Linked DNA regions of Homo sapiens: region 1 is linked to region 2. Evidence: chromatin contacts called from ENCODE Hi-C or POLR2A ChIA-PET data. All regions are on one chromosome and are shown on one strand. Each heading gives the region's core, a stretch centred on a gene start or an enhancer-like site at or near the end of the contact. The rest is flanking DNA. Distances are from core to core; before and after follow the strand shown.

The links. A loop is a pair of places that touch in the nucleus more often than their neighbours do. ChIA-PET counts read pairs that join two places held with the same protein, here RNA polymerase II (POLR2A). Pooled maps may share reads with other maps.
Region 1: a loop to region 2 is called in a pooled map, with 2.1 times the contacts of the local background. The contact joins two enhancer-like sites. A Hi-C loop is called at or near these places in 1 of 50 pooled maps. POLR2A ChIA-PET finds 5 or more read pairs at or near these places in 3 of 52 experiments (H1, OCI-LY7 and Panc1).

The regions. Positions count from the first base shown.
Region 1 is chr10:10,622,692-10,625,444 of GRCh38, forward strand. It overlaps a transcript of CELF2 not described here. Among named protein-coding and RNA genes, the nearest start is that of CELF2-DT, 160 kb to the left of the region's middle. Within about 2 kb of position 1,405, at least 4 of the 41 ENCODE cell types and tissues checked have a DNase peak (open chromatin) inside an H3K27ac peak, as active enhancers do.
Region 2 is chr10:10,588,457-10,591,176 of GRCh38, forward strand. It overlaps a transcript of CELF2 not described here. Among named protein-coding and RNA genes, the nearest start is that of CELF2-DT, 130 kb to the left of the region's middle. RefSeq lists enhancers at 606-1,156, 1,118-1,317. Within about 2 kb of position 1,280, at least 3 of the 41 ENCODE cell types and tissues checked have a DNase peak (open chromatin) inside an H3K27ac peak, as active enhancers do.

The DNA of each region.
Region 1 (2,753 bases), core at 155-2,654, 34 kb after region 2:
TCGACTGGGGAAAGAACTGAGATAAATATTAGTAATGAGGTGAAGGAGAGGAGTGCAGACAGGATGTGTGATTGTGGACCTGGCTTTGGAAGCAGGTGATAAACAATACAATTGCAGGGAAGCCGGGCGCGGTGGCTTATGCCTGTAATCCCAGCACTTTGGGAGGCCGAGGTGGGTGGATCACGAGGTCAGGAGATCAAGACCACTGTGAAACCCCATCTCTACTAAAAATACAAAAAAACGTAGCCGGGCGTGGTGGCGGGCGCCTGTAGTCCCAGCAGCTACTCAGGAGGCTGAGGCAGGAGAATGGCCTGAACCCGGGAGGCGGAGCTTGCAGTGAGCCGAGATTGCGCCACAGCACTCCAACCTGGGCGACAGAGAGAGACTCCGTCTCAAAAAAAAAAAAAAAAAAAAAAAAAAAAAAAAAAAAATTGGATAAAATGCTGTCAGTCACACAGGACAGGCAGCCTGTGGAATCTATGCCCATGAATGGCAGTACAGCTGCCTCTATTTGCTAGAATTTGAAACCTGTCTGCAGAGAGTTCCCAAAGGAGGCTCTTCTTATTCCTCAGAGAGCAGCGAATGTGGGTAATCTGTGTAATAAACATGCGTCCAAAAAGTGCTCCATAGTTTACTAAAAGTAAAAGGGCAGTTGGCAAGTTGATTGCAGAATTATCATTTAATTTACTCCGAATTACCTCTCTTCATACTATATTCTGATTCTGCAAAAATGCTAATCTTAACAGTGGGAATTATGTCATGCTGGCAGTATTTGAATGGCATGAAGTCTCTTTCCCTTAGGCAGAGTGGACTGTCACTCTATTTTCCCTGGTTACAGCAGTCCCCAAAGCCACTGCAGCAGGAGCTGCCATGGGGAAACATGGTACCTGCTTTAGTAGCTTCCAGTACTTAGGGGAAAGGATCCAGGAAGAATGTCTGAGCCTAGGCATTAAGAAGCAGATGGACCCACGATGATCCAGAGACAGTGGAGGGGGAAGACATACTGAAATAATGACCATGATGAGGATGTTAAAAAGAGCTTACGTTCACTGAGCATTGATAAGGTGCCATTTACTGTTCTAAGTGCTTTATATAATCTTATTTAATCCTTACCGCAAATCTTCGAAATAGGGTTTATTATACCCAACTTACAGGTCAAGAAGTCGAGATGCAGAAGTGAACTGCCCAGTGCCAGCCAATGAGTTGAACTGGTGAGCCTGGCCCGGAACCCAGGTAGTCTGACTGCAGAGATGATGTGCTCAGCCCTACACCCAAGAAGGGAGGGCCCATCTGATAAGACTATGATAAAACTGGACTCTGCAAGTCTTTGTGGATTGACTCTTCTGCTCTTGTCTCTGCGTTTCCAATTTTGAAAAATTTATCTCTGTGGCTTGGAATGAGAAAGAACAGGATGTACCAGGCAGTGTGCACTAGGAACAATATTCCCAAGGGTGACAAACAGATCCCTGTCTCCGTGGCCTCCGCTTCATTCTTATCATCCCCTCTGCTTTAGTGACAGTTGACATGGATCATAGCTGAGCTTATGTACAAATTTCTACAATCCATGCCAGAAATCTGGTCTGTATCAGTTTTTACAGTCCTCAACTAGAAATGCCTTTCAGTATCTTTAGCCTTTTGTCTTTGTTCCAGAACACGTGAGCCATACTAACAAGTCACAGTCATGCTTCGATGGCATTACCTGAGTCACTTAAAAAACAACAACAAACATTGGTCTGCATCTACACAAGTCAAAATGATTCAGGCTTTCAGTACAAGCAGTTAGTAAATCTAGCTCCCTTCATCTATTCACAGTTCACATCACATTTGGCCAATTCGGCTCATTGATGCATCATGGGTTGTAAAAATGGCCCAAATGAGTGCTGCATCATTACAGGCATGAGCCACCACGCCCAGCATCATGTTTTCCGCACAGAAACCTAGTCCTGATGCGATTATATATGTTGATTGCAGAAAACCCTGGGAGATACAGTCTCAGATCCCAACAGATCTAAACATCTATAAATAGCACACTCTATTCACATGTTTCCCTGAGATTTGACAAATTAAGACAGTCGTCCCAGGTTCCAAGATTTCTGAGAGAAATTCTGCACTGCTGAAATAACTCATGGATAATCATCTCTCTCCAGGGAATGAGGGGACAAGAAACAGATTCACAGGGACACAAAGAGGCAGATGGCAGGAGGAAAGGTCCTCGTGCTGCTACTTTTGTTGTTAACAATAAAATAAGATGTCACACGAAGCTGCGCGGCTCACACCTTTTATCACCGCTGTCACTGCCAAGCCTAAGTGGGCGAGAATATTTCTTCATGTTTACCAACAAAATTAAATGCAAAATAAAATGAAAAACTCAGTCTTCACACTGCCCTTTTGTGACTTCTTTTTCCCTTAAAGTTCTCCCTGACTCGTTCTCAGTTTAATTAGATAGGAACTGTGTAAAAACATAGGGAAGGTGGGAAATTTTCCCTAACCATGTAGGTATGGTATTGATAGAAAAGACAAATTAAAGATAACCCCCATTTGGCTTTTAATCCACTTGCTATATTATCTAAGGGCAATTCTAACTATGGAAATACAGCAATAATAACCACAAGAACGGCAACAGCAACAGTCACTGACCTTGTACTACGGGCAGCTGCCATTACATATTAATGCATTTGATGCTCACGGCAACCTTTTATAACGTACTTTAGTGGGTACTAATATTAATCCCATTTTGCACGGAAGGCAACACT
Region 2 (2,720 bases), core at 30-2,529:
CTATTAAAGGGCGTATTGGGATTGTACCACCCTGGGATACCCAGAAGCCTCTGGTGGCACTCTGGCTGTCACCTCAGGATTTACCTCAGAGCAGCCATGCTCAATATGGTGGTGGGGTGGGTCAGACTAGCAAGGAGGCATCTCTTGGAGGGATTGTAGATGACTCAAGTTTGTTCCTGATAGTTAATGTACTCTGATATTTCAAATGGCATTAAAGAAGTATATGAGATTTACATTTTTACCAAAATAGGTCAAGGGGTAAAAAGGCTAAACAATGTTACAGCAAAGCCATTAATTGAACAATGAACCCTAGAGCTATTCTCAAGGTATTCCAGACTTGGAGCACTCCATTCGGAAACAGACTCCTCTATCCTATTCTGGTGTGGATGCCAGTATTCACAGAGTACCACCCACTTATGTTGAAGTGCCAGTTTAAACTCTCCTTGATGTTTCCATGCACATCAACTTACCCGGTCCTATAAAACAAAGAGTGTCTGGGACAAATCTCAATTCATTTAGAAGTTTATTTTCCCAAGGTTAATGACATACCTGTGACACAGTCTCAGGGGGTACTAATGACATGTGCCCAAGGTGCTCAGGCTACAACTTGGTTTTATACATTTTAGGGAGACAGGAGACATCAATTAATAGATGTACGATGTACATTGGTTTGGTCCAGAAAGGCAGGACAACTGGAAGTGGGGGCTTCCAGGTCATAAGTAGATTCAAAGATTTTCCGCTGGGCAATTTGTTGAGTTGTTAGCTAAAGACCTGGAATCAATAGAAAGGAATGTCTGGATGAAGATACAGGTTTATGGAAGCCAAGGTTCTATCATGCAGATGAAGCTTCCCACTTAAGAGACAATAGATGGCAAATGTTTCTTATCAGAGTTAAAGGATTTGTTCTACCAGTCTTAAGGTCTGTGTTGATGTTAATGGTAATAAGGCTTATCCAACTATCCCTTCCCATCATAGCCTCAGCTAGTTTTTCAGGTTAACTTTGGAATGCCCTGGGCAGAGAGGAGACATCCATTCAGATGGCTGGGGGACTTAGAATTTTAATTTTTGTTTCCAATTCGTACACCTTTCCTCAGTCTGAGCTAGGTAGCTGTGGCTGGTGCTGTTAACCCCATTTGAGAGAATGTGAAAATGAGACTCACAGGGGCTTAGTGATTCATTTCAGTCCACCAGGTGAGTGCCTGGCCAAGCTGGGGGTCATGGAAATTCATCCTTTCCCCCACAAGAAAAGACGTGAGTCACTGTCTTCACTGTTCACATGAGAAAGTCACAAGACCCAGAGAAATTAGGCAAATTCTCACACGTCATTCAGACAGTGAGTCGCAGAAAGGCTGGCTAGGATCCAGGTTATCTGACTCTGAGGTTTATAATCTTTCCTCTACATCATGCTGCTTCTAAAACCCTGGCTAAGGTCCTAGACTTCCCTCAGATACCAGGAGCAGTGTCCTTAAAACAACCCTAAAGTAGTGATTCTAGGGTGCCTACCTCTAAGTAGCCCATTTTTCAGTCCTGGCAGGAAATCTGGGACAGGTAGATTCAAGTCTCTGCCCGGGGTGCTCAGGAATCCTTCCATGGCCTTGTAGAGGTGAGGCCACTGTCTGGGGGTTTTATTTGCCTCCAGGGCTATAGAAACATGTGCTGCCCTAAGGTATGACATAGCAGGCATGTGAGTGCACACATGTGCATGCACACACACACACACACAGGCTTTTATAATCTCCCTCTATTTGGGGTGCAGAGATGGGAAGAAACATCATCTTAAAGTTAATTTGTTATTTTCTGTGGCAATGGGGTCAAGAAAAGATTGGCTATTTGAAACCCACAGATAATCCCCAGCCCTCTATTTTAGCCATTATTTTTTAACATTTCACAGAGGTGCTTATGAGCAAGGAAATGTGTAAAATGCACCCTGAAGCCAGAAAAACAGGAACCAGAACAATTCACAAACTGAATTATCAGCCCCAACTGGAGAGTAAGTTGTATAATAAAAGGCACAATTTTCAGTCCCAAATTGAGAGTAAGTGGTGTAATCAAAGACGGAATCACACTGGCTATTCTACCTCTAATTCCCTTCTGATAACTTTCCTGCCCTTTACTACCACCAGCCACGAAGGTACCCAGTGTCTCTGTGTTCCACCCTCAACTGCTCTGGACAGCCCACCTTGGCAGCCCAACAGGTCTGCCTTCCTGACCAAGCTCTGTCTCAGGTGTTCTCCACTCAGTTTCATGTTAGATCTACCAGCAAAGCTTGTGGAAAATACCAAGGACTGGCCCCTCCCTCATCAGTTAAGTCAGAAACTTTATAAATTCTTCAACTGATGCTTTTGCTAAAATCTAGGCTCTGGGCATTTCTTTTTTTCTGCCCTTTGTCCGTCAAAACTTATTTGTCTCTGTCTCATTCTTTTAAACCCTATTCCTCCAGGGCAAAATGCATGTGTTAAGTTGCTATGGTAGATGAATAAAATTGTCTATCCCTACTAAGCACAAAATAAATGCAAATTAAAACAATAAAGTAGACCTTCTCACTTATCACATTGATGATATTTTCAAACATTTAATTCCTGGTGTTCACGAGAATATAAAACATATACTCCTATTACCATTGAGTGACCATAAACTGATAGAATATATCTAAAAAAAGTGATTTCGTCATCTATGTTAAGACATAAAAGAGCTCAAACCCCATAACCTAGAAATTTCAT